Linked DNA regions of Mus musculus: regions 1 and 3 are each linked to region 2. Evidence: chromatin contacts called from ENCODE POLR2A ChIA-PET data. All regions are on one chromosome and are shown on one strand. The core of a region is the stretch at or near the end of the contact, and the rest is flanking DNA. Distances in the headings are between cores, read along the strand shown.

What was found. ChIA-PET counts read pairs that join two places held with the same protein, here RNA polymerase II (POLR2A).
Region 1: POLR2A ChIA-PET joins it to region 2 with 32 read pairs in embryonic stem cell. The contact joins the promoter of 2510003B16Rik here to the promoter of Pik3r3 in region 2. POLR2A ChIA-PET finds 5 or more read pairs at or near these places in 3 of 5 experiments (Patski and embryonic stem cell).
Region 3: POLR2A ChIA-PET joins it to region 2 with 25 read pairs in Patski. The contact joins the enhancer-like site here to the promoter of Pik3r3 in region 2. POLR2A ChIA-PET finds 5 or more read pairs at or near these places in 2 of 5 experiments (Patski and embryonic stem cell).

Annotation. Positions count from the first base shown.
Region 1 is chr4:116,120,672-116,125,200 of GRCm38, forward strand. 2510003B16Rik (RIKEN cDNA 2510003B16 gene) reads left to right here and starts at 3,169. Exons shown (of 3, transcript NR_131048.1): 1 at 3,169-3,445. It overlaps Rad54l (RAD54 like (S. cerevisiae)), which reads right to left and starts at 3,018. Exons shown (of 18, transcript NM_009015.3): 1 at 2,391-3,018; 2 at 2,225-2,311. The coding sequence starts at 2,393.
Region 2 is chr4:116,218,646-116,223,328 of GRCm38, forward strand. Pik3r3 (phosphoinositide-3-kinase regulatory subunit 3) reads left to right here and starts at 2,963. Exons shown (of 10, transcript NM_181585.6): 1 at 2,963-3,768. The coding sequence starts at 3,663.
Region 3 is chr4:116,298,754-116,303,564 of GRCm38, forward strand. It overlaps Pik3r3 (phosphoinositide-3-kinase regulatory subunit 3), which reads left to right. Exons shown (of 10, transcript NM_181585.6): 10 at 881-4,303. The coding sequence ends at 1,079. Among named protein-coding and RNA genes, the nearest start is that of Pik3r3, 80 kb to the left of the region's middle. Within about 2 kb of position 2,243, at least 1 of the 3 ENCODE cell types and tissues checked has a DNase peak (open chromatin) inside an H3K27ac peak, as active enhancers do.

The DNA of each region.
Region 1 (4,529 bases), core at 1,919-4,418, 98 kb before region 2:
TGAAGTGCATGGCCCACTCTTCCAAGTGCTGCAGCCAATGACAGGCAGGGATACCTCTCCAGCTTTTCTCATGACCCCAGGGTCAGCTCTCAGTACTGAATCACCCCTTCACCCATGCCAGCTCATGCCAGAGGAGTGATGGGGCCAGCTCTCCCACTCATCCTAGGAGCTGGCTTACCTGAGCCTCCTCAACCAGAGCCAGCTGTACTGTGCTGTCTGTGGGAGGTAGAGCCTGCTCTCCTGAGTACTACAGCCATTGAGGGGCAGGGACAGCTCTCAGGTGGCCAGGGAACAGAGGGCCGCTCCCAGTTCCCAGGGCTGGCACATTTTTTGGTCATGCCCCCTAGTACTGATTCTTCTAGGGGTCCTGAGTTCAAATCCCAGCAACCACTTGGTGGCTCACAAACATCTGTAATGGGATCTGATGCCCTCTTCTGGTGTGTCTGAAGACAACTACAGTGTACCATATACAAAAAATATATAATTCTTTAAAAAAAAATGGTCCTGTCTCAAAACAACAACAAAGAAAAACCAACAAACTAAACAAACAAACCCATACTTTTAGGAGCAACCATCCAAACAAAGCTACAATCATGACTCACCCACCTGCAGAAAAGCTGCCCCACGTTCAACTCTGAGATGTTTGTAAATGGTGACAGGGAGCCATTGTTCCTGCCTCACAGATAAAAACTCCCTGCAAAGCAGCAATGCTAAAGAGCCCCACCCCAGGCCAAGCATGCTGGATTGGTCTGAAGGTAGAAGATGGCGGAAGCTCACAGTTTAAAACTACTGTTAACTATAGCATGAGTTTGAGGCTAGCCTAAGCTACATGAGAGAAGCTGTCTCAAAAGGCGGGGGAGAGGAGGATGCTGTGAACCAGCTAAGCAGAATGGATGCTTGCCTCAGAACCAGACAGCCTGAGCTAGGTACCCAAACCCAGTGCCATGACATATGCATACTCCCTACAAAATAAGTTTTAAAAAGAGTGAACACCAAGCCATCAGAGCACACTTGTAACAACTTGTCAAGCTATCTGAATTTCCTGAAACAGTTATCAGGCCCTTCTCTTCACAGGCCGATACTCATATACAGACACCAACAAGAAGTACCTTCTAAGGACAGAAAAAGTGGCACATGCCATTAATCCTTCCACTCATCAGGCAGAGGCAAGTGGATCTCTGTCTGGTCTACACAGTGAGTTCCAAGTCAGTCAGAGAGCTACATAACAGAATTCATGTCTCAAAATAGACCAAAAAAAAACACCCAGCCAGGCATGGTGGCAAATGAATCCCTGATCTTGGAAACCAGAGGCAGGTCTCTAAATTCTGAGGTTAGCCTGATCTCTATAGAGCAAGTTTCAGGGGCAGCCAGGGATATCAGAGAAACTCTAAAGCTCTCATATGCCAAAATCCTACTTTTTTTTTTTAAACGCAGATTTTCATGTATTCCAGGCTGGCCTGAATATACTATGTAGTTAGGGAAGCACACAGAATATATTAGTACACCACCACCCCCACTTTTGGCAGGCCTGGAACCCAACATTACCATTCCTTGGTTTTGATATTCTCCTCCCACCAAGAAAACTGAAACTGTATTAATTTCTAGTGAACCTACCTGGAGGATAACAATTTTTTTAAGATTTATTTATTTATTATATGTAAGTACACTGTAGCTGTCTTCAGACACTCCAGAAGAGGGCATCAGATCTCATTACAGATGGTTGTGAGCCACCATGTGGTTGCTGGGATTTGAACTCAGGACCTTTGTAAGAGCAGTCAGTGCTCTTAACCACTGAGTCATCTCTCCAGCCCCAAGGATAACAATTTTATTAATCTTCTCCAATGCTTAGTATACTGTAAATTTTCATTAAAATTTACTTACGCGGGGCAGTAGTGGCAAACACCTTCACTTTCAACACTGGGTAGCAGAGGCAAGGGAACCTCTGTGTGAGTTCAAGGCCAGCCTGGTCTACAAACAGAGTTCCAGAACAGCCAGGGCTACACAGAGAAACACTGTTTCAAAAAAAAAACCTTAAGTGCCAGGTGTGCCTGGCACATGCCTACGACCACACACTGCATTTGGGAGACAGACCATAGTCTACAGACCTGGTGAGAAGCTCATCTCAAAAAAAAAAAAAAAAAAAAAAAAAGCTTCAAAAATGTATGAAAGGTACTTTCTCAAGATGACTATGAACCTCATTTTCCTTATTCCCCTAAACACTCACTACTGTCCCAGGCTGCCAGTCTTCATCATCTGATGATCTGTCTTCTGGTTTCCTCCTAGCCAACTGGCTGGGAGCTAAGCTCCTCCTCTGCAAGGGAGAACAGAAAGTGAGTTCCTGCAGTGATCCTGCAGCCAGGCCCCTTAAGTCAGCTTAAGGTCACACTTACCATCCTGGCCCCAGAAGCATCAAATGTCAAGTGCCCATCAGCGAAGTTAAAAGCACTCAGCAACAGAGAATGCAGGACCAGGGGATGCTATAAAAGGAAGTTGCTATATCATTGAAAATATTGTCTTAAGAGTCGGTATGAGGGGAGGGGATGCAATCAGAGGATGAGGCTTGGGTCCAAACCAGGAATGTCGGTCCCCAAGTTCCTCAAGGTCAAAATATCCAAAGCCAAGTCCAAGCGGAGCTGGGTCTAAATCTAGGATGGGAAAGAAGACAGATTGAAGTTGCAGATGAGCAAAGTGGAGTTGGAATAACGTCCCTAGCTGGGCTGCTTCCCTGAGAGTAACACCTACGAAAAAGTACAGTCTTAAGTACGAAGGCGAGACGCCTGAATTCTTAGGAGAGGGATAGAATTTACCAGAGCTGGACCGACATCAAACCTCAGTGTGAGGAAGGCAAGCAGAGACCTAGGAACGCCTTGTGGGAAGTTAAACAGGAACCCAGGAAGGACCAGTTAAAAATCCAGGTTGGGAGGAGGAGAATCTTAGAAGCTGAAGAGAGGCAAAGAGCGACTCCGGTATCTTTCCCCTTATTCTTCCTCTTCCCAAAGCGCGCGTTAAGAGCCTCCAGGCAGTGTCAATCGAACCTCCCGCCACTCTGCCACCACAGTCCCCTATTGGCTGCGTTCAGTGAACTTGACGCTCGACGATCCGGCCTAAAGGAAGGGGCGGGCCTAGGGCTGAGGCTAATAAGGGTCTTGGATTTCCGCCCAGAGGCTCAACAGACCACTAGGAGCTGTGGCTTATCCTGGTGGCAGCAACAGGCAGGTGCCAGAATTCTTACTTGCCAACGGTCCCTCTTCCTGGCTCCTGCCTTTGGCCGAAGCAGCTGAACCAAATAGATGTTTTGCACCGAAGTACTGTGCGGAGGAGTTGCTACTGGAATAGATTTCAAAAGGCAGCACATTTTTGGGAATTTGATTCAGGCTCTTTATTGTGCCAGACCTGGAGCAGAAATCTGAGCTGGAAGCAGGCAAGGCCAGTGGCCAGTCAAAAGGTGAGCGGAGGTGTTGGTGCTGCACTGCCAATTGGTCTGAGATGTCTTGAAATAAGCTAGCTGTCTTTTCCTGGGGCATAGTCACCCATTCTCTAAAAATCCGTTTTTCCTTTAAGTGATATTATTATAGTACCTCTCCTAAGGGATTATTCACAGGGTCTAATTAAAGTGAACAAAGTAGCTGCGCCTGGTAGCGCAGGCCTTTAATTATAGTACTCACTAGGCATAGGCAAGCAGATCTCTGTGAGACTAGCCTGGTCTTCATAATGAGTTCCAGGACAGCGACAGCTCTGTAGAAAGACCCTCCAAGAACGGGAAAAAAAAAAAGTGTTCAAAGTATTTAACATAGCCCCCATGTATTACCTAAGTGCTCACTAATCAAAATAGCATGCCCATTACACTTAATCACTATCTACTTAAAAGGATCTCCTTAGCTATTATAAATCATTTACTATCCTCAGATAAGGTTTATTGTCCCCATTTTGTCGTGTGTGTGTGTGTGTGTGTGTGTGTGTGTGTGTGTGTGTGTGGTGTCTTGGGGGCACTAGGAATATAGCATAGTGGTAGAACTTCGTGAGGCGGTCACTGCTGAGGTTTGTTGTTATTTGAGACAAGGTCTTGCTGTGTAACCCGGTTATCTTTAAACTTATGACCCTCTGTCATCCCCAGCCCGCCTAGCAGAAATGAGGATATACTAAAGAGATACTTATGTCCTTTCCTTGGCTTTTGGGAACAATGAACCGAAGAAATTTTAATTTCCATAGGAATATCTTGCTGGGAGACAAGAAGGCTGTGAGCAACTTAATGAAAAACAAAATCACATACACAAAAAGAACAGTTAACTTCTTTGCCATGACTATGAGGTCAGCCTGGGCTGTATAGTCAAAATCTGTCTCAAAATGGGGGGTATAAGGGATGTGTGGATGTGGATAAAAGCATGTGTCACCTAAGCCTGAGGACATGAGTTCAGTGCCCACAGCCCACACCAAGGTGAAAGGAGAGAACTGATCCACAAACTTGACCTCTGACCTCCATATGTACAGCATGGCACATGCGCACCCTCATACAAACATCATGTACATAC
Region 2 (4,683 bases), core at 1,713-4,212:
ACCACAAATGAATAGGATTCCCTACAGGCTTGCCTACAGGCCTATCTTATGAAAATGTTTGTGGTTGTTATTGTTTTGTTTTGTTTTTCTGAGCTAATGTTTCTCCGTGTGGTTCTAGCTGTCCTGGAACTCACTTTGTATACACCAGGCTGCCCTCCAACTCAGAGATCTACCTGCCTCTGCCTCTTGAGTACTGGGATTAAAGGTATGACCACCACTGGGGTGGCTTAAAGACATTTTTTTTTTAATTGAAGTTCCTTTCTCTATCCAGCACAATTGCTTGAATGCCGTGGATCAACCTTGATCATTAGACTTCTGCTGTGTTACCTTTTCACCCTGTCCTGATAAACCCTAGATATTGGTAAGGCCTGGGTGACTACTCTGTGTATCAGAAAGGGAAACCCATCACTAACTGGTCAAGCTCGGTCCAGGCAAAAGTTGCTGTGGAAACATGAAAAGCCATTATTATCTTTTCCACACTTTTGTCTCTTTAGTCTCATTTTCTTTGGGAATGCACAGGGAGGGACACCTGTGTATACCAACTTGCCCTTGACTGACTGCTCAGCCTTTTGAGTTATCTAATGTGAATACTTTTGGCACTCAGATATGGTGAAGTACAGACTGCTGGGAAGCCAGCCACAAATTAGAGTTGTTCTTCTAACATCTTCTACCTGAAGGAGCAGTTCAGGAGATTAAAATTAATGAGCCCTGCCCCAGAGCTGCTTAGCTTTTGAAATACATTTCAACTGAAGAGACAAAAGAAAGCATCTCCAGGATTCTAAAAGAATTCTAGTGTGCTTCTCTAATTTGTTTCCTTAGTGCTTTACCCTCTCTGTATTTTCTGAATTCTTGTCCTTTTACTTTGTATCCAGTTTGTACACATTTTGATTTTGACTGTTTCCTGGGCCTGTTTCAACTCAGTACACCCACATACACACACACACACACACACACACACACACACACACACACACACACACACACCCTCCCCCCCCCCCCCTTTTTTGTTTTTTTCCAGATAGGATTTCCTTGTGTAGACCTGGCTACCTTGGAACTAACTCTGTAGACTAGGCTGGCCTCAGACTTAGTTTTTGAACTCAAGAGATCTGCTTGCCTCTCTCTCTAGAGTGCTGGGTCTAAAGGAATGAGCCACCGTGACTGGCTTAACTCAGAGCACTTTTAAGAAAAGGTAGAACCCAGCTGGGCAGTGGTGGCGCATGTCTTTAATCCCAACACTTGGGAGATAGAGACAGGCGGATTTCTGAGTTTGAGGCCAGCCTGGTCTACAGGGTGAGTTCCAGGATAGCCAGGGCTACACAGAGAAATCCTGTTTCAACAAAACAAAGCAAAACAAAAACCAAACAAAAACAAACAAACAAAAAAACAAAACAAGAAAGGCAGAACCCTTTAGGAGGTAGAGGATTAAAAGTGGAGACCCTTCTAGAGGCCAGTCAATACACAGAGCTACTGAGGATAGGTTTTGCTCAAGCTTAAATCAGGTTGTCAACTCAAACACAATGGGCTTTGTTACTCCAGTGTAAAGAGGAAACAGCCGTTTTGGCCTCCTCAGACTGTATTGTATGGCAGGATGGCAATTCTAGGCACAGGTTAGCTATTCAGGGTTCCCCAGCAAGTTAATTAGCTGTTTCTGAAATGCATGAAAATGTTCAGCATTTTTTCTGAAGCAAGTCTCAGAACTTTAAGCTTGGAAGGAGGGACCTGTGTGTTAGGAAGTGGGAAACAGAAAAGCGCCTTTTTGGTAGGGGAATGCAACACCTGTGACTTACCACAGAAAACACACAGACACTGTAATTTAAAAAATCTATTTAATTCTTATTTCTTTATTTTCTGATTTGAGTACTAGAACTGGAGGGCTCGATGAGATGCCTCACTCTTTGCTTGAGCGTAACTATGGGTTCTAAAGTCCTTCAGTGTGAAGCGGAGTAGCGGGGGGGGGGGGGGATGACTCCCCAAGGAACATTCAAGGTTCAGGTACCCTCAGGGAGTGTGTGTGTGGGGGGGGTGGGGTGGGGGACGATGGGGATCTTGTCTGGACAGAGAGTCCTGCAAGTGGGCTTGGCGACCTTTGCTGTATCTGATGATTTAACACCGGGGTAGGGGAGGGCGAACGCAGCAAGGTGAAGAGGTTTGTGAGGAGGAACTCTGCCCAGAGACTTCCAATGGAGCAGAAGAGTGTGCGCCCCGCCAAGTGACAGCACGCCCCGCTGCCGCCGCTCCCCTCCCCCCGCAGCTAGTCTCCAGGCAGAAGAGTCTCGCGCCAGCCCGTTCTCCCCCTCGTCACTCGTCCGGGAGGACCGAGCCACAGCGGGAAGCCCCGCCAGTCTCCGGGCAGCTTGAGCCCCCGAGCGCTCGCCCAGCCTGTCAGTAACCGCCGTTTGCGCCTTCTTTCTTTCTCCACACCCCCTCTTCTTCCTCCTCTTTTCTTTTCCCCTCTGCCTTTGTCCCGCTTAGTAACTGAGGTCCGACCAATCGCCGCCTTACCGGCCGGCGCCGGCTATCTCCTGATTGGCTCGCTTGGGGCGCGCAGCCGTCTCCGCTCCTCAGCTGGAGCAGGGCAGACAAAAGACGCAGGCTCGGGCTCCGGCAACCGGGCTCAGCCAATCACCATCCGCCCCCCACTCTTGGAGGAGCTCGCGTGCGCCCGGCTCCGACTCCTGGCGAGCGGCCAGCGCCCGGACTGTACCATTCTGAGCGAGGCTAGGGGGTAATGGCAAAGTCTGATTAAAGTGTCGAGTCTCGCAGGCTGACGGGGAGAGTTAAAAGTCGAAGCGGAGGGTGGTGGCAGTCTTCATTTCTTAGGCACTTGACAATCTTTGCAGTTAAGGTGCAAAGGAGTGGAAAGGACAGTCGAGCTACCGGCTCTTCCTCCTGTCCTGCCCGGTTGGTTGGCGCCTCAGCGGGGGTGGCAAGGGGGGAGGGCGGGGGAGGAGGTCCCCTCAGCGCAGTTAAAATGAAACTCTAGTGGTTGGAGCCAGGGCAGAGCGTGAGGGGAGCCGGCGCTGTCGTGGTTACCTTTACTACTCGGGCACAGTCGAGCTGACTGGACTCTCCAAGGGGTCGCCATCCCGAAGCTGCGGAAGCTTGGGTTCCCAGCCTGACGCGAATAGAGCCCGAGTCCCAATCCCAGAGGGAATCGCTCTCCGCAGACCAGTGGGACCCCGAAACTTGAACGCAAACCCCCTTTTCAAGCCTTTGTCACTTCCCCAGCTTTCTCCCAACGCGTTCTTTTTTCCCCCTTCCTCTCCATTCTCTCTTCTCCGAAGGACACAAAAGTGGCTTCCGCTGAAAGATTAGGAGGCGGTGGGAGCTTTTCCCTTTGGAGAGCGATTGTGTAGGAAGGATTTTCGGGAAGCTGCTTTTTAACACCACTGCTCTTTGCTTTCCGAGCTTCCCTGTAACCCTCTGAGGTAAAAACCCCGTAGCTTGAAAGTTCGGGGTATTTTGTTGGGTGCTTTAGGAGGAGAGAAGAGGAGGACCTTGTCCTCATCCTAGTAGTTTGGCTGGACTTGTACTGGCCGTTGGAAACCCCCAAGTACATTTCCGTGTGGAACTTTTGCAAATATATATTTAGATTTTAAATATCAGATAAAAGATATATATGCTTTTTATATATTTCCCGACGACCTGCCCCTGACAGCGCGATGTACAATACGGTGTGGAGTATGGACCGCGATGACGCAGACTGGAGGGAGGTGATGATGCCCTATTCGACAGAACTGATATTTTATATTGAAATGGATCCTCCAGGTATTTGAGAGCAAACTTGTTATTTTTATTATTTTTTAAAATTTTTGGATGGGTCTGATTTGTGCTTAACAAAACCCCGGTGACGTTTTCAGGCCAGAAGTATTCTTGGGTGCGCCAGGTTCGGGATGAGGGGTAGATTGCAGTTATAGCTGCAGTAAAACTGCTCTGGCTTACACCTTTAAAGTTTGCAGTTAGGACCCTGATCCCATTGTCCTGAGGGGGTGGGGGCGGGGGGACTGGAGTGGGAGGAAAGACCCGTTTTGGTTTGGCCTTTGCATGTCATTCAGGGTTTTGACGGCCCTCCACTTTTTTTTTTTTTTTTAATCAAGATTTCTGCTGGCAAGGGATGTATTATAATCCATGCTTGAAGAATTTCCCTTTGTGGCGATTCCTTAAAGCTTATACTTTAGTGCAGTTATCTGCTATGGTTCGTTGTTATTTTACCTTGGTTAACTTTAGAAACTGAGTTGCCTTTGTGATTATTCATTTTGAGACTCCGTGCTTCTCTCATAGAAACCAAATGCCGGTTAGTGATTTTCAGGGATTGTGCGTTCTTATTCATTCATGGCCTTAGTCTGAGGCTTTTTTTCTCCTATGCATATAGTTTCTTAGGTCTGCATGTAGTATTTTACTACTCGTTAATTAATTTATGGTGATTTAACTTAATTTGGGGGGTAGAATTGATATAATTTCGACTCTTAAAAATAAAGAATCTTTCTCTTTCCCGTGAATGGGATATATACATATCTGTGATAGGTTTCTATATATGTACATGTGAATTGTACATATAAATATATTTTTATTTGAGGACTTTGAGGCCACTAGAGTTATTTTGTGTTTCTCACAGTGAAGGAGAAAACAAAACAAAACAAAGTTTTTTTGTTCTTTAAAGTGTGCCTCATTTTATGGTTATTA
Region 3 (4,811 bases), core at 993-3,492, 79 kb after region 2:
GCTCTCTCCTAGTGCTTCACCTTGTGGTGACCTCCAAACAGAAAATTATCTTCATTGCTACTTCATAACAGTAACTTTGCCACTGTTATGATTGTAATGTAAATCTCTGTATTTTCTGATGGTCTTAAGTGATCCCCTGTGAAAAGGTCATTTGACCCCCAAAGGGGTTGCGACCCATAGGTTAAGAACTCCCAAGGCAGTTTTCCTGTCACGGTCACACCTACTCAGTTCCTTGAAATGTAATAAACTTGATTTTCTTTCCACCAAAACATCTTCATAAAGTTGATCTACATAGTTATTATGATCCTAACAAAACCCACAGCCCTGGGCTGGAGAGATGGCTCAGTGGTTAAGAGTGCCGACTGCTCTTCCAAAGGTCCTGAGTTCAAATCCCAGAAACCACATGGTGGCTCACAACCATCTGTAATGAGATCTGATGCCCTCTTCTTGTGTGTCTGAAGACAGCTACAGTGTACTTACATATAATAAATAAATAAATCTTAAAAAAAAAAAACAGCCCACAGCCCTAGCTGAATATTTGCAGAAATTAAAAAAAAGTTTCTAAAATTCCTCTGAAATGCACAGGACCCAAAACAACCCAAAGCACTGCCACCTGACATCAGCACTCATGATTGTAAGCTACAACAATCAACAAAGGAGGAGTTAACAAATGGACATGTATGTGGAGTGACAGGAATTGAGGGCTGAGAGAGTAGGCCTACATGGGTGGTGGTTGTACATACCTGAAGTCAAGCCTTTAAGAGGCACAGTTGTGTTTGATTGACAGGATGCTTCTGCCTGGATCCTATGTATAACAATTGCTCTGGACTTCCTCTGTTTCCTGGACATGCCTTAAGTATTTTCCTGTGTTGTCTCTCAGTGCAGACGGGGAAGTGAAGCACTGTGTCATCTACAGCACGGCTCGAGGATATGGCTTTGCAGAACCCTACAACCTGTACAGCTCACTGAAGGAGCTGGTGCTCCATTACCAGCAGACATCCCTGGTTCAGCACAACGACTCCCTCAACGTCAGGCTCGCCTACCCTGTCCATGCACAGATGCCTACGCTCTGCAGATAAGCAGAGTGGAAGAGACACGCTCTCTAGCCGTTTTTTTCCTATGGTTTTTATTAGACTACGATGAGGGCATTCTTTCAACGTAGACTGCTTGTTTTGCACAAGTGATTCTGTGAATGTGAAATGGAGAGGCCAAGCAGTAGCTTGGATTTAGAAATGAGGGGCCCAGGGTCTCTGGCCTCGGCTGTGCTGCTGCACTGATGGACTAAGCTGGAAGCAGATATTGGTTTCATGGGGTTTGGGTTTGTTGTCAGGCACCTTTAAAAGAACAGCTAAGGCTTGTTGTGGGTTGGGGTGGGGGTTTTATTTGGAAGTTTCTGAAGAGTCCACATCCCTTTGTCCTCAACCCTAAGAATGCAGCAGGTCACAGTTCTGCTGGGAGTTGTTTTGATTTGATAGTCTCTTCCCCTTTCCCCCAAATAAAGAGCCGATTTTGGCTCTGTGGTAAAGTGGGATTTGGTTTGGAGGGAAAAACAACCAAAGGAAAATAGGGAGGTATGGGATTACATTTTCAGAATCTAAACCAAGGAGGCAAAAGACCCCTTCAGTTGATGTTACTTCAATTTTATCAACATAATCTAGGCTTCAGCATCTTCACCAACTCCTCCCTCTAAAGCACTGTGTTCAAAAACCAACAAAGCAGCATCGCCAGACCAAGGTCTAAGGGGAGGACAGTAGTAGCTGAATGTACACTTCTGTACCAAAACTTGAAAGACTAGAAATGTGAGTTTCAACAAACACTAAAATTGGTCAGTGTATTTCCTTTTGCCCTGGCCTTGTTTCTCAGATGAGGAATAGAATTATTTTGTGGAAATAGTAAGCTTTGAGTCATAATGAAGTTGGTGCTTGTGTGGTGTTTCTTTAAAGAAATGTTTGAAACCCTTGTAAGTTGTTTTATGAGTAAAGAAACAGTGCAATCCAGTGCTTTTAGATGGCTTGATATACCAAATAATGATAGAGAACAACATTGTTGTGTGCTTCCTCAAGTTTAAAAGCCTTGCCAAAACTATACAAGGATTAATTTGCCTTCATCTCCCCTTCCTTTTTTGGATAGGGTTTAGGGAGCCATAGGTAGCTAAAGGAGGACTCGAGTTTGTGGTCAGAGACCTCAGTAAATCACAGGCACATGAGGCCTGGTATCCATGGTGAAGGGTCCATCACATGACATGTTATTCAATACTGTGGTTGAAGCGTTTGCCAGAAGAGGGGATGACGTGGAGTTCAGACTATCTGGGGAAATAATCCACAGGCTTTCCTGCTTGCCCTTTTTGTGAGCCTGCTGTTAAGGCAGTGCACACAGCCTGCTCTCATGCTTCCGTGGCTGTGGTTTAAGCCTTCAGCTAAGTGAAGTTAGATAGAGGAGAGGGCAGCCATCTATTTATGGATTCACACTCATTTAAGAGTTCAGCTGCTTCAGAGTCAGTTCTGGAGCCATAACAGGCTCAGTATGACTCAGCTGCTTGAGCCCAGTAATGTGCAGTCAGGCAGTTTAGACAAGCAGCCTGTGCCTGGGTCATCAGGCTTACAATCAGGGAAGATGAAGTTTGGGGGCCAAAATAAAGATGAATATGACTTTCCCTGAGCACTTCCTTTGGTGACAGTGTCTAGAAGAAACCACAGTATAGAGATAGGTCAAAAGTTTTGAATAATTGTCACAGTTGATAGGGCATGCCATTGATGGCTTTTTCTTGTTCATGCTCCAGTGTGAAAGAGAGGAGATTGACCACCCTCAGCCACTCTGTAAGGCCTTTTTCAAAATTGCCAGCTTAAAATCTTGCTCAGTTTACCAAGTAATGCCAGGCTATTTGTTGATTGGAATACCTGTGACTTTGTACTGATGTTGAACTTGCTGAAGCAGTTATATGCTCAAGATTAGGTGTGAGGAATCCCTCTGATCCAGCACTAAAATTTTAGTATGTCCTGAACGCCTTTTTAAAGAAATCTCTTCCAAGTAAGTCAAAATGATAAAATATACAGCTTTAGTGTTGAATAATGTCTTTACCTTGTAGGCAGACATGGAAGATATGCAGGAGAAAGCAGCATCTACACCTGGGCTGGACAATGGAGAAAGACAGGTTTTCAGTCCTATATTCTTTCCCTTTGAGTAACCACTTTGTGGGAGCTGAGACCAGGGATCATTTAATAAATCGGAAGCTATCTTTTTATTTTTCTGCCAAGTTACTACATGATTTATCTGATCCTGAGCTGTGGAAATGGCATGAGGAGCAGTCTCCTAAGAGTGGCCCTGCTGTCTGAGGGAGTCTGGAAGCAGGTGTTGGTCTTCTTCTCAAGGCTAGCTCAAAGTTCTGTCTCATGATCTAGGCCCTGGGACTATCTCTTTTGGCATCTTAACTGTAGACTCATTGACTAAAGCAGAGGCTAGAGACAGATTAGGACCATAGGGGCAGGCAGATCAGCCAGTCCCCAGATCAGCCAGTCCCCAACAGGAAAGCAGCTTTGGGTTGGCTAGATACAGTTTTTAAAATAAAAACAAAACAAAACAAAGCTGTTTCCACCTGGCATAGTTCAGCTTAGGTAGGTTGTTTATGTTCTTGTCACTGCTCCAGCAATAGATGAAGACATCCTACAGCTCCACACTACTAAGACACAAGCTTTCTACATTTACTTCAGACTCAAGCCCGAGTGGCATCTTCCTTGTGTCCCTTCTCTGCAAGGTACCAGCTTCACCCATTCTCCAGAACTTTAAAGAAAAAATGTACTTGAACAATTTCTGATTTCTAGGATGATCTCTACTGCCAGTTAGATCTTCTTGAGGTTTCCATGACATCATACACCAGAGGTCCATTCTTGGTCCTTTGCTGCCAACTGCTCATTCTTGACTTAGCTCTAGCCATTTGTGACAACCACCCTTGTTTCCTTACAAATCCTCGCATGTAACTTTGGTACTTTGTTGTTTCTTGTGAAGAATCTATTCTGTTGTCTTTGATGTAATAAAAAAATTTCATGTAGTTTATGTAAAAATAACTGACTCAGAAGGAAGCCAACTGTGTCTTGTGTTGGAACAATTCATAATGTAATTTCTAGACCACTTTTGCAAATTGTTCTTGTCACCAAATGTGTTCAGACATTGCTGTGCGGTTGTGGGGAAGGGGTGGGGGGAAGGTAAGGTGAGAACATTGTTGGGGCTTTTTCCTTTTTTTAACCTTCTCCAAGACTTGGAATGGTTGGCAGACTTGCTCCAGATGCAATAAAGACATTGCAGTGAAGCATTTTTTGGTTTTCTTGGCATGGAGGGCAGTGGGCTAAAGCAGGTTAGGGAGTAAGGTAAGAAGTTCTGCATGCTTGAAGTCCATACTGGGGCCAAGAGAGGTTCTCCTTCCTATAAGAGGAAATTAAAACTCAAAAAACAAAAACAAACAAACAAACAAACAAAAACCTTTCTACCTCCCAAAGGACACAAATCCAAAATTAAATGAAAGCCATTTCCTCCCTTTAACACCCATTCAAGTAAATGCATTTTATTGGTTCTCATACTCAGAAGTGTTTTTCTACTCTGCGACTAGGAGAAATGGACTTAGTTTTATAGTTTATGCTTTTGTCCCTCTTCAAGGTACAATACCCACATGGCATGGTCAGGGAATACCTGTTTATTTACCTTGTGCTGTGCCTTTAGTCCCAAGACAACCGAACTTATCTTCTTGGACATCTCTGTATCGCATATGCATTGGACTTAAGAGGAAGGCTGACGATCATCCTGTCCATCCCCAGACCCTC